Linked DNA regions of Mus musculus: region 1 is linked to region 2. A link is a loop called in an ENCODE intact Hi-C map of the cell type or tissue named here. Cell type or tissue: left cerebral cortex. All regions are shown on one strand. Links, peaks and the distances in the headings refer to the core of each region. The heading gives the core; the rest is flanking DNA. Region 1 has its middle 15 kb from the start of Ripply3. Region 2 holds the start of Pigp (phosphatidylinositol glycan anchor biosynthesis, class P).

What was found. Hi-C counts contacts between places; a loop is a spot of excess contacts. Peaks named below come from ENCODE experiments on the same cell type or tissue, not always from the same donor. Only the 100,000 strongest peaks of a DNase experiment are listed, where the experiment ranks them.
Region 1: a loop joins it to region 2, with 9 times the contacts of the local background. A loop is called at or near these places in 14 of 42 quality-filtered maps.

Annotation. Positions count from the first base shown.
Region 1 is chr16:94,309,986-94,316,973 of GRCm38, forward strand. It overlaps a transcript of Hlcs not described here. Among named protein-coding and RNA genes, the nearest start is that of Ripply3, 15 kb to the right of the region's middle. In left cerebral cortex, for the core only: CTCF peaks have their summits at 2,769 and 3,594 (motif pointing left); DNase peaks (open chromatin) are centred at 2,812, 2,989, 3,384, 3,662 and 1 more place; H3K4me3 peaks cover 2,139 bases; H3K27ac peaks cover 3,264 bases.
Region 2 is chr16:94,368,045-94,375,032 of GRCm38, forward strand. Pigp (phosphatidylinositol glycan anchor biosynthesis, class P) reads right to left here and starts at 2,506. Exons shown (of 5, transcript NM_001159618.1): 1 at 2,322-2,506; 2 at 2,045-2,148. The coding sequence starts at 2,386. It overlaps Ttc3 (tetratricopeptide repeat domain 3), which reads left to right and starts at 2,695. Exons shown (of 46, transcript NM_009441.2): 1 at 2,695-2,817. In left cerebral cortex, for the core only: CTCF peaks have their summits at 2,415 and 3,786; DNase peaks (open chromatin) are centred at 2,261, 2,641, 3,279, 3,626 and 1 more place; H3K4me3 peaks cover 3,952 bases; H3K27ac peaks cover 2,083 bases.

The sequences.
Region 1 (6,988 bases), core at 1,388-5,387, 59 kb before region 2:
AAACATCACAACTGTAGAGATTCAAATAAGAGTGCCCTCCATAGGCTCATATATTTGAATATTTTGTCCCTAATTGGTGAATTGTTTGGGGCGGGACCAGGAGTCATTGCCTTGAATCACTGGAAAGGGGCTTTGAGATTTTAAAGGACTGGAGAGCTGGGCCATGGCCAGTGCCCTCCTTCAATCCCAGCACTTGAGAGGCAGTGGTAGGGGGATCTCTGAATTAGAGACCAGCCTGGTTTACATAGTGAGTTGCAGGACAGCCAAGGCTGAACAAAGAAACCCTGTCTCAAATATATATATATATATATAAACAAACAACGAGAAAGACCGAAGGGATTCCCAGTGTACACATGCTGGGTGCTCTCTCAGTTCCTCACAGTTGAAGACCAAAATGGGAACTATTTCTTCACTCTGCCATCGCAGACTCGAACCCTCAGAGACCGGGACCCATACTGATCGTCTCCTTGTAGAAGTTTCCTTGGTCATGTTGTTATCCAGCGACACAAACTGACTAAGGCAACCAAAAGCGACTTGGGGAGGACAGGGTTTATTTCAGCTTACAACCCTCAGGCCACACTCCACCACTGAGAGAAATCAGGGCAGGAACTCAAGGCAGGAATCTGGAGACAGGAAGTGAAGCAGCAGCTGTAGAGAAGGCTGCTCACTGGCTTGCTCTCCACAGGCTGCACAGCCTGCTTTTCAGTGCTACCCAGGACCACCTGTGCGGGAGGGGGGGGCACCACCCACGGTGAGATGTACCTCCCACATCAATCGATCGAGACGGTACCCTCACAGACTTGCCTACAGGCTCATCTTATGGAGGCAACTGTCTCATATCCCCTCTTCCAAGATATATCTAGGTTTGTGCCAAATGGGAAAAAACCTACAAGCACAGCCATCCCCTAAGTAGCCAAGGCTGGCCCTGAGCCCCAATCCTCTCATTTCTACTTCCTAGTGCTAGGACTGTAGGCGTATTCATTTTTCTGTGATTAAATCTGCTCTGGTGTCTAACTTTATAGTCCTAACCATAACACACCATTTAGCAAAAAAAAAAAACAAAATAGTTAATACTTACACAGACAGTCACCAACCAGCCTTTGCAGCAGTAGCTAACTACAACATGTTGCAGACACAAAGAGGTGTTCTAAAACCCCTGGCCAGCCTGTTCAAATGGCCAACAGGTATCGGGATTGTTGAATACTATGTTTGCCCAAACAAGTGGCAATTTAAAAGATATGGAGCTGAAGAGATGATGGCTCAGTGGTTAAGAGAACTGGCTGTTCTATCCAAAAGACCAGGGTTCAATTCTCTACACCCATACTGGAACTGACAAGTCTATAACTCAATTCCAAAGGATCAGACATGGAGATGTCTGCTCACCACAGGCACCACACAAGGGGTACACAGGCATATATTCAAGGAAACACAAGCACCTGTATATACACACACACACACAATAGGGATGAATAATGTTTTTTAAACTTCAGGACTGGGGTAAGGACACTAGCTGCCCAAGGGCAAACACCCAAGTTCAAATCCCTAGCACCCACCTAAAAACCTGGGCATAGCCACATGTGCACCTGAAACCCCAGCACTGTGTGGGTCAGGGAGAGAAAAGAAAGGGGTGTGGCTGGAACTTGCTGTCATCCAGATCAGTAGGGACTCTGTCCCAAGGGAGAGTGATAGACCAGGAGTGATAGATATCCTCCTCCGGGTTACTCAGCAAACAGGCACAGTGCTCTCTCTGTCTCTCTTTGTCTCATACACACACACACACACACACACACACACAGAGAGAGAGAGAGAGAGAGAGAGAGAGAGAGACAGAGACAGAGACAGAGACAGAGAAAAGGGGGGGGGGGCTTCAGAATTACAAAGTCTTTCCTAAGGCATGCCTGGGAGACAAAGACCTAAATGATAGAGTTAAAACCTTTTTTGTATTGGAGAGAGAAAGATCCCAAACCAAGGAGAGACAGGACCCTAACAGATGCCTCTCCCTTGTGCTGAAAGCTTTAGATTATTATTTCCCATCTCAGTTCGTTGTGAACCCTGTCTTCATAAACTACAGAAAGGCTGGGTAATCCTCAGCTGTATTGGATGGTCAACCGAGCAGCAAACTCAAAACCCTCTGGCAGTATTCTACCCACTCTGACGCTTTCATAACAGTTTGCAAATATTTTTGCAAATATCGCAAAAACAGTTTGTATTACAAAATGTCTGAGATATTTGGGATTCACTTTGGTTTATTTTCTTTAATAAAAAATGACAATTTAGAGACACCACAAGTGAAGATAATGGTACCACTTTCACTGACATTGTTTCCTTATAAACATTGCTTATCCAATCCCCCTGCTTTCCATAAATCTTCTTCGTATTTGAAGAGATCTTTCACTTTTCATTTCTTCAGTATAATTATTTTCTTATTTTTGGGGGGAGAGGTATTGGGGACTGAACCTAGTCCTGACTCAGGATAGACAAATCTTGGCTAAAGATAAACCCCAGGTTTTAGAATGGCAAAACTCATTTAAATCTTCCCTTCATTCTTTCATTAAAAACAATACGAAGTTTTTACTAGTTGTCCCTTCTCACAGAAAAATAATAGTTATATAGTATTCGTGTATGCCTAGCTTTCTTCCATTTGCCGGTGAAATCTAGAAACCCCTCTCTCCGATGACATCTCTTCTGCACAACCGAATGGTGCTGCATTGCGGATTCATCCAACCAATTACTGTTGTGCTGGCTCTGACGCTGTCTGCAGAGCTGTGCCCCTGCAGGCCACTACACTGAGCAACCAGGTTTCACATGCCCCCCCACTGCGGTGTTCCTAAAGGGTGAGTGGGTACAGGAAAAATACATACGAAGTGCATGGACAACATCAAAGTTCCCTCTACCGGAGTGATCCCACTTTTCACCTACTCCGAAGTGTGAGCCTGTTTCCCCTCAGACTAGCGGAGTCCCACGGCGGGGTGAAGGCACGGGCTGCGCTCTGGCTCTTGGAGAGATACCGAGTATCCTTCCACCCAGCAGAAACCAGGCATTACGTCATGTGGTGCGCGTCCGCCATTCCCGTCCCCTCTTTAAATTGACTTTTTCGTTACCCTCAATCTTCAAGATCCATCTACGTATTATGGACACTAATCTTTCATCTGTGACATATACTAGAAATGGTTTTGATCATTTATCAGTTGTCTCTTACATTATTTAGGGTTTTTGGATTTTCTTTTTTTTTTCTTTTTTTAACCTACGCAGTTGCTTTTTCCTTTCAGGAGGGCGGGAGGCACTTCCCAGCGAGTTCCGGTCGCGCGACTGCACGCATGCGCAGTGGTGGTGGACCAAGGGCCCCCGGATGAGGACCCACCGGAAGCCCCGCCTCCGGCGCCGAAGCCCCACTCGCAGCGCTGTGGGCTGTGGCCCCGACTCACGCTGCAGTGCTGGGACGATACCCCGGCCCCAGCCCGCCATCCTGCTGGTCGACGGCTCCAGCCCGCTGGCGAGTCCCCGACACCCGCCGCCGCGGCGCCTCGCTTACCTCGCAGCCCTGAGCGCGGCTGCCCGCTCCGCAGGGTGATCGCACTGAGATCCCGCTGCGCCCCCTGGCGGCCGCGGCGAGCAGCGCGCGGGGATGCGCACTGCGCAAAGCTGCCCTTGCGTCGGGGACGCGCAGCCAGTCTGCCATCTGCCCCTGCAATCTGGATCCCCAGCTCCCTGTCCCCTGCAAAGCCAGGCTTGCCATTCGCGCAGCACCGCGTGCCAGACACATTTGCCTCTAGGTACCCACCCCGCCCGCGGCGTCTTTTCCCAGTACCAGAAGACAGATGCTCAGATTTCCCACCCAGTGTCTAGCAATTCAGTTCCAGAGCCAACCCCCTCGTTATCAGGTCCCAGCTATGACAGCTGGGAAAGCCAGAGCTAGGCAGGGGGTTCTTACATAACCCAGAATCACTTGCCCAAGTGTACAACCACAGTAGGCTGAGCCCAGCATAAATCAAGAAAATACCATATGTATATGGTATATATAGAGGGGGAACACGATCTTTTTTCTTTCTCTGCCTAGCTCTGATGTCCCCACTTAAGATGGCAGCCCCAAGTGGGTGTATAAGCTACCCTCATTTCTGCCCATCCAGTCGGAATTGTGAGATGGCCACACGAGAACCCACCCCACCTCAGGCTTAAGTAGCTCCCTACAACAGCGCTTCACTGTTTCCACCCCTTTCACCTGAGAAATTTTCTCACAACCCCAGTGTTTAGCTATATAACGTAGTTACATAAATCAAACGTCTCCTAACAAATTACAAGATAATTCTTAGGTTACTTGAAGGCAAATCTGCACACTAGTGTGCTTGGTTTTACATAAAGAGCACATACAGACTGAATAATATTTGATACTGTAGAGTATTGTGCTAGTATTTGAGGAGAAAAGGATTATTTCTGCTTCCACTTGTAGCCCGACATGAAGTCAAGGCAACATTGGAGGCAGGAACTGGTGATGAGCCCTGGAAGCAGGGAGGGAGCCGGATTGGAAGCTTGCTGGGCTAGGTTTCTTATATAACCCAGAATCGATTGCCCAAGTGTACAACCACGGTGGGCTGGGCTCGACATAAGTCAAGAAAATAAAACATATATGTATTTTTTTTTTCTGATCCTTGGTCTTTCTCTGCCTAGCTCTGGCTGGCCTGGAGCTCCCTCCCTATGCAGACTGACTTGACTTGAGCTCACAGAGCTCCTGCCTCTGCCTCCCGAGTGAGGTTTTTAAGGTGTGCAGCACTGCAGCCTGCTCTATAAGCCAGCCTTGTGGAGGCACTGTCTCTTGAGGTTTCCCATTTCCAGATGAACCTACTTGTGTCAAGCTGACAACAAAACTAACCACCACAGGTGTCTTCTGTGTGTGTCAGAATTGATCAATATTTGACTTTTACAATCAGTGCCGAGAACGCCGCCTCGCATAAATATCTGTATCAGACTGCAGAAGTATATTTAAGGCCATTTCAGAAAATGCTAGAAATTCCTTGCTAATCTCAAGCCAAAATTTACTAAAGATTTCTTATATGAAGCTCAACCCAGGCAGCAGCTTTGAAAATCAAACATTCCATGCCGGGTATGGTGGCGCACGCCTTTAATCCCAGCACTTGGAAGGCAGAGGCAGGTGGATTTCTGAGTTCGAGGCCAGCCTGGTCTACAAAGTGAGTTCCAGGACAACCAGGGCTACACAGAGAAACCCTGTCTTGAAAACGAAAATAAGAAAAAAATAAAAGAAAATCAAACATTCCAACATGATACACCCCAAAGCTATATGTACTAGCTTGATACATGCTGACAAATGACATTAGGAGAATATAGAAAGCCTTTGCTTCTGTAATTAAATCATTAAGTTTCTGTAAGAGCAGAAAACTTCCTGTGTAAGTTGGCACAGGGCCATCATGGGTGCCAAGCCCAGATGTGTTAGACAGGCTATAGTGAGGTCAGGATACCACATGGACAAGTGCTGCCAGACACACTGACACATTATGCATTTGACTGGGGTTAGCTTATGGTTGTTATGTCCAAAACCTTCTACTGTTGACAGGTTCTTAGAGACCAACACATTCAGCCACATGACCACATATGGGGTGCAATACCATTTAAGAAACTGGGACCTAGAAAGACTCACCCAACACTGGTAACAGCAACTTGCTGTTACCAGATTATCTCAGAGGATACAACCCAGAATAAAGAGAAGCATGCATAGCTAATGTGGGGAAGAGAAGGGCAGGAGGGTTTCATACCTCTCTGAGATGGTCACCTCCCTGAACCTGTGTAAGCCACCTACTACTGCCTGGCCTGGAATTTACATACCCTCCTGCCTCTGCTTCTGGAGTGCTGAGCTTGCGTGTATCATCATGTTCCCTTAAAAGTATTTGAAATTGTTCTTGTCTGACTTCTTTTTTTTTCTTTCTGTTAACTATAAAAACTTCATGAAGTTGTCACCACACTGGAGCTTTGTATTTGGAGCAACCCAAATCCATATTCAGTCATATCTGGATCCAGAATAAGTAATTTATTCTCTTTAAGATAGGAGCTGAATTTAGCAGCCACAATCCTTAGGTCATTGAGAGTGACCCTGAAGGGGACTATAGGATCCTGTCCTCTGTTTCAGGATATTTGATCACACCCCGAGATTGTGTTATTTACTGGAAAACCTTCTTTTTAGTTGTGGTGTGGCTCAGTCTTAGCACACACCTTTAGTCTAAGAACATTCTTCTTGAATATTGTAAACATGATTAAACAAAGTCAATAGGTCAAGAGTCGGAAACAGCAACCAGTTGACAGGAAGTGAACATAAGATTAATAAGAAAAAACCATAGAGTCAGAGGGAGTGAGGGGGCAGATAGGGAGATGGACAGGAAGTAAAAGGGAGGGATGTTCAGTTTGAAAGATCATGAATCAAAAGAATAATTAGAGAGAGAAAGAAAGAAAGAAAGAGAGAGAGAGAGAGAGAGAGAGAAAGAAAGAAAGAAAGAAAGAAAGAAAGAAAGAAAGAAAGAAAGAAAGGAAAAGAAAAGAAAGGAAGGAAGAAAGAAGCTGAGGCAGGAGGATTGTCATGAATTTTTTGAGAACCTGTCTCAAAAGCAACCAAATAAACAAAAGATTAACAAAAGCCCTGACCTCTAGTACCTTGGCTTATGACCTTTGAAGCAGTGTGACCAGTCGATCATCTGACCGGTGTTTTACAATTTGATGGCTTGGCTCTCTAGTGTTGGGTTTAGAAATTGAGTCCCAGGCCTTGCACGTGCTAATCACTGTCCTACCGCAGACCTACACTCCCAATGTCACCTGATGTGCTACAGCAAAATGCAGCACAGGAAAAATCATCCGAAGGCAGGCCGGGAGAGGCTCAGACAGGGAAGGCTGTGGCTCTACCCACGTGTGGAATCATGAGACAGGAGAAAGGGAATTCCAAGCAGATCAGCTGTACTTCCAAGCATGCAGTGCTGCTGGGTGGGAGAGC
Region 2 (6,988 bases), core at 2,047-6,046:
GTGAGTGGGTGGGGGAGCACCCTCATAGAGGCAAAGGGGAGGGGAGAGAGGAGGGATGGGATGGGGGATTTGTGGAGGGGTAACGGGGAAGGGGGATATCATTTGAATTGTAAGCAAATTTAATGATAATTTAAAAAAAGTCTATGGACATATTTCTTAGGAACTTATTGCTAGAATTTGCTCCTGCATTTTACATGCTCATTGTTTCTCCATAGGGAAGAAGTAATTACTTAAGAAGTAGTTGCTTAAAGGGAACTTGTCACCTCTGGTTCTGACTGTCTATGTACAATCTTCTTTCTACCAATACCCAGTCTTGTAGGCTCCTTTTCTGCTGTCTCCGTGTTTTAACAATAGATTCTAAACTTCTCCACATGGACTAACTCGTTTAATCCTCAAAACAGTCCTGAGACGCACATGTATATTTTTATACACAAGAAAGGACTCATTTGTACAAAGGAAGTGGTGGAGACAGGTTTCAGGCTACATCAGCAGTGGTGGGTTTTGTCTTAAGAATGAAGTGTTACAGAGCTTTGTATGCCAAGACTGGAATACAGTAACTCCTGAAGAGATGGTTTGTGCTTTCTGTAAGCTTCTGGTGCCGAACAAAGATGCTTACAGAGATCTTTTCCTTTCTGCATGGTAAGTTGTAGTATTAAAAGATAGCACACAGCAGCACAGCACATGAGGAGGGCTCTTCCTGCTCCTTAATCTCCTCCACCCTATCCCTGTTTTGCTTCCTGGATATGTTTTACTTATCTGTCGTCTCCAAGTATGCAGAAAGCTCAAATGAAGGCAGACAAGGTTTGGTTATTTTACCTTTCCCTGGCCTCTAACACTGTCTGATACATAGTAAGTGCTCAGTAAATTCTTCAATTAGGTTTTGGTTTATCTAACATGCTTGTAGATTCCAATCCTTAAAATCCTCTTTGAATAGTAATTTATAGAAATAAAGGGCAGCTAATGTTTATTAAGCAGCTTCTTTGCATAAATTACCCAAGTTAATACAAGAGTCAAAGGACTTCAGTAGAGTGAAGTCTGCCAGTATACCTGTTCTAATTCCAGTCCTGTTGCTATTTGGCTTTGATCAAGTTACTTAAATTCAGTATTCCCATCTTTAAACTGAGGAAGCAAGGCAGCACCTACTTCACAGGTTCACTTCATGCAAAACACAAAGCTCTCAGGCCAAACAATGATTCCACGAAAGAGCCAGTAACTGTAGCTTCTTCATCCCACTACACTACAGCTAAGCTAGTACTTTTCACTTAAGAATTGGGAAGGATACCTCCACATAGACATTCTGATTTCTATCAAGGACCAGGTTGGATTGTGGGCATTCAATTTTCTACCACTTGATTGCCTCATATCTTCCAAACTATTTGAAGAGGGACTTTGGTTCTGTTTGTTGAGTTGGTCATATTAAGTTTGTTTTTGTTCTTTGTTTTTGTTTTGTTTTGTTTTGTAAGCCTCAGTGGCCTCATCTACAAAATGGAACATTGTGGGCATTAATGCAGATCCCAGACGTTAAGGGTACATTCTTACACCTGACTTCTCTGGCCCATTATCTTCACTCTTCAGCTACAGCATGCTATCCTGGAGCTATAAGCATCTCACTTCCAAACCTTCACAGGCCTTCACTCAGAGACTCTATCCATGGTCCTTCCTGACTTATTCTGATAGAACTGCCAGGGAGTGGCCTGGAGGTAGCTAACCCCAATTTCTAAACCTTCCAAGGCTCTTCCAGGGCACTCATCATGCTCTCTGAACTGTGGGTTTACTATGCTTCTCCACATGACTATGACCTCAAGGATTGGGGCCAGGTTTTATTCACATTAGCATCAAGCCTAGTGCTAAATAAATATTGGAGAGTTCATCTAGAACTGCATACATAAACTGAGCAAACAAACGGTACCCCTTTTAGGACTCGTGAAGAGACACAGGTAGAAAGAATCAACAGTTCATGTGTGTACGTTCTAAGGACAAACACATTATTTCCTGGTTCTCAATACCATTAAGGGCCTTGGCCATCCATCATTCCAGTACTTACTGAAGCCAAATTGTGAGCTTAGGAAAAGAACAAAGCCATAAATCGCTCTTTCTGGCAATGGCGACGGTGAATTTTCCACCATCTTCCCTGTGGCTTTAGACAATCTGTGGAAAAGGAACACAATCGTCGTCAGACATCTCCCCCCGCCCCCCTTCACCAATGGTCTGTTACATAATCTCATCGCTTGCTGCGGACACAGCCACTGCGGATGTTCGCGCGCGCGCGCCACTGCAGCTGAGGGGGCGGCGGGAGCGCGCGCTGCGGGGAAAATGCGCACCTCGGACCCTCTGAGGCGAGGAAGGGGCCCGGGCTGGACAGAGGCCCCGAGTCCTGCCCTCTCATGATGGGCCCTGTCCCAGCCTTCGTGAGGCTCAGAGGAAACAGGAGGCCCGGGACCTTGAGTCCTGCGAGCACCGACGCCCACCCGTCCCCACCCTTCAGCCCCACTCAGTCCAATGCGCAGGCGCGGCTCAGCTACCCCCGCAGCGTGGGCGGAAATTAAAAAAAAAAAAAAACCTGAGGAAAAGCAGAGGCTGGCAGGCGCCCCCGCCGCTTGGCGCAGGCGCACCGCGACCGCAGCGAGGGGGCTAGCACGGTCTCACCACCCACCCCACCGAGCTGAGGGGGCGACGCGGCGACTGCGCATGCGCACCCTAAGCCACGTGACCCGCCCGCCTCAGGAGCCGCGGAGCGTTCGCTCTGCGGGTCTGGTTGACGTGGAGGGCCGGAGGCGTCGGCAGCCCGCGTCTGAGGCTCGCGGGCTGCGGGCCCGGGTGAGTGCAGACCCTGCGCGCGGCGGGGCTCACGGAAGCGTCTGCGCGTCCCGCCGCAGCCGAGATGCCCGGGCATCGGGGCGCTCCACACCTCCCTCCGTGGGTGTGTGGTGAGTGTGGGTGTGCGCGTCGCCGCGCGTCTCGCCGAGCGCCCGCGCGCTGAGGGGGTGTGGCCGCCCTTGCCCTTGTGGGTGTGTTCCCTTTGTCCAGTGACCCTCGGGCGTCCTTAACGGTAGAAGGGGGGTCTTTTGTGTGCGCGTCGCCTGGCGTGCGGGTGACATCCCGGGTCAGGTACCCGTTCCCGCGTTCCGAGCGCTCGGGGACGCGCCTCTGGGTCTGCGGCTGGCCCGCTTTGTTCCTACGCTCTCCCTTCCCTACGACGGCGTGGGCGTCCTTCTCATCCTCTGAGGATGGTGGTTCCCCTCCCACCTTTGTCACTGCCTTCCCTGTGGTGTGCGCGCCCCCTCCTCAGCACCCGCGCGCGCCCGCCCACCCGCCGCTGCGGCAGGCTGCAGTGGCAGGCGCGCGCGTGCGTCCTCGAGGGTCCCCAAAGGTGCGCTGTGTAGGGGCCCTGTGGCGTGCGCGGGGTTGGAATTGCGGTGACGCGCGTGCGCGCTGCCCCTGGTCTGTGTGTGCGCGCCTCTCCCCCCCACCCCCACCCCCGTTTCTGGGAGGACCCGGGAGGGACGCAGAGCTGCCCCCCACCCCACCTCCCCACCTGCAGCCTTTTCCTACGCCTGCGCAGGGCTGCTGCTCCGCAGTGCTGGCGACGTCACTGAGGCCTGGGCTGCCATCTCCTATTGGGGAGGGGACAGACTAGGGGGGTGGGGGGACAAAGGACCAAAATGAAGCCGAGGGTGTGTCGGTACCACTGCACGGTACCTTTCTCAGAAGCTTGTAGTTTCCAGACGTCCTTCAGTTTGCAAATTCTTTCCACCGTTTGTGCTTGTGCCTCTCACCAGGCGATGGCTAACACTGGGTATTGCAGGGTGTTTATAGCAGCCTTTTAAAGCTCTGGACTCTGGCGAGGGATCAAGGGAACAGGGTTGAAATCATACAGGTTTTACTGCTCTCTCCGGGGCAGTTTTCTCACAACCACAGCTCTAGTTAGAACACGTTCTTTCAAGAAATGTGTATTTTATTTTAAGAAAAATGGGTTTGTTATACGGTAAAACTCTCCTAGGGATTCAATTGCCACTACTGTGCTTGTCAGGGGTTTGTGCTTTGCGCTCAAGGGCTGCGGATTGTCTTTCTCTCCTGCTCGGTTTTCTTATTGTTGCTTAATTTTCCTTTTTTCTCTTTTAATTTCTGGAATACTTAGAGATTAAACACAGGTAGATCTAACCAAATCAGGCCATTTTGTTTGTTATATATTTATTTTTTTGCCAAATTTACTTCAGATTCTCCAAAACAAACAAAAACAAAAACAAACAAAAAAAAGCTTAAACATTTTTGGAGATGCTGAGAGTTTGAGCCCCTCCTTACCTAGAGATAGCCACTGTGTTCAGGTTTGTGTGTATCATTTCCATGCATAACTTATAATTTGGTAATGGTGAATATATAAACAATACATAGTATTTGTTTTTAACCAAAGTGATATAAAATTGTGACTTTTTGCAACTTGCTTTTTCACTCAGCATCACGTTTTGAGATTTATATATGAATAAATCGAATAATTGTACTTTCTTTGAATTATTATAAATGTTGGTATAGCACTGCATTGTACTCATTTTGATGGACTTTGGAATTGTTTATAGTCTTTACTCTTTAAAACGGTCCTGCAATAAATATCTCTGTACCTGTTTGCTGTGCACACTTTTGGAGTTTCTCTAGGACATACCCTTAAGCATAATTTTGCTGGGTAGTAGAATATATACATCTTCCACTTAACCAGATATGATAGAAACGTTCAAAGTGGTTGTACCAGTTTTAATGGTCACTGATATGGAGAACACCCATTTCCTCACATGCTTGCTAACAAACTTTTTTTTCCTCTTTTTACTGACCATCTTATTTATGACTTTAGCTTTCTGCTAAATTTGCTTAAAAGACTGCCTTTTGTCTAGCCATGTGACAGCAAATGGGTTAAACTCTCACAGCTGGTTGGTTCGGTCTTTAATGATTTTGGTCCTCATAACATTCATTGAAATGAACAGTTATGTTATCTAATGTTGCTTTGGCTGATGTAAAGATAAGATTTCATGGTATGTTATATGTACCTCCCACACAGCAAGTGAACTGATAGAATTAAAAACACTTTAAAGGTATGATGTTTTTCTTTAAATCCTTTCCTCTTTGATGTAGTACTTGATATATTCAGAATACATGTAACTTATTTATTGACAAACTGTGAAGTAAAACAAATGAACACTTACAAGTCTACCAGTGGGACCAAGAATCAACCTAACCAGTATTGAATATTTCACTTTCAGAGGTGATTATCCTGAATTCATGTTATTCTTGTATTTTAAACATTTTTATCAGATTTTTGTGTATCATTTAGCACTGAATTGTGTGTATAGCTTCTGTGTTTGAGTAAAGCACATTATTCTGGGTATAGTCTTCTGAAACTTACTTTCACTAAATGCTGTGTTTCTAAGTAACTAATACTCCGTAGAGATGTAAGCCATTAATTCTTTACTGCTTGTGTAACGATGGATGAATATAATGCGGTTTACTTCTGTTTCTGTTGGTGGGCATTTTGACTGTTCTGTTTTCCCATAGAAATGTAACCAGCACACCCACTTGGAAGAACTATGGTATAGCTGCAAGTAGGAAAGCAAAAGAATAGTTTAAAATGCTGGAAAGGCCTCTTTTAATTCTAGCACTTCCTCTGTCCACTTATATAGAAAGTGGTATAATTTGTTTTTTTCTGTTAATTTTTAGTGTTTCTAATTACTTTTATTCAACTCAATTGTGTGATAAAACTAGCTATAATACCTACAAAGGTTTGACACCTATTTACTTGTGTGGGTATATGTGCCATGGCACATGCAGGGAGCCTGGAGGACACATGTGGATTGGGGATTGGGCTCTGGTTGTCAGGTTTGGTGGCAAGCACTCCTACCCACTGAGCCAACCTGCTGGCCTAGTTATGTATTTGGAAAAACCATAGTTTTACTTTAAAATGTCCTTTTGATACTCTAGAAATTTATCCTTTGCAATGCTGAACTCTTTCAGATATCGTTAGTAGCTCGAGGGAATTACATAAGTTTCAAAAGCATCTTTAGTGCTTTGTGAATAGATTGGAGTACCCAGCATCATGAGTTATTTAGTAGGAGTGGAACTGCTGGTTTTTAGGGGTATGAATGTTCAACTTTATAAAATGATTTCAAACTGGATCTGAAGTGTTAGTACCAGCTTGTGTTTTTACTTAATAGTTTTGTCAGTTTCTATACTTTGATCAGCGTTATATGAGAGTTTTAGGCAACCTGCAGCCTGTTAAACACTTGTTATCTTAGATCTCTTTGTATTTGCCAGTAGTGCAACATGGTGCATCATTGTGGTTAAAATTTGCATTTATTAATGAGATTGAGACTCTTCACATAGCGTCAGGTGTTTCCCTTGTGTGGAAAACATGGCCCTGTTTTTTCACCTACTTTTAAAGAATACTGAATTGTCTTTTTAAGCTGACAAACTGGGAGCACTTTTTATTAAATGTGCATTGAAAAAACTCAGAGCATGTGACACAAGTTTTCAACCACTAAACTACATTGTACAGCCCAATTCTTAATTTTAATATCCAATGAAAATGTCCCCTGCTTTGGACATACTAAGATGTCCACTGTGTTTCTTTTTAGACATTTTTTAAATGATGCATTTCTCACTTAAATTCATAATCCACCTGTAATCAGTTTTTGTGTATGCTGTGAGCTAGTGACTCATTCATCTTGTCACCTTCTCTGTTGTATATATTGAATTTGACTTCTGTTTACCAGAGTTGTAGCATCTCACTTGCCTGCTGAGTGTTTCTGTGTATGGATCTGTTTCTGGCTTGTCTTTTTGTCACCTCATCTTTATCTGTTGGTACCTATTCTTTCTTAGTTATTACCACTGTAGCTTTACCTGAAATCTGGTGTGTTTGTTTTGGTTTGGTTTTTGGACATAGAGAGGGTCATGTTGTGAAGCACAGTATTTGTTAAATGGTGCCGTGATTCAACCCAGGCAGGGC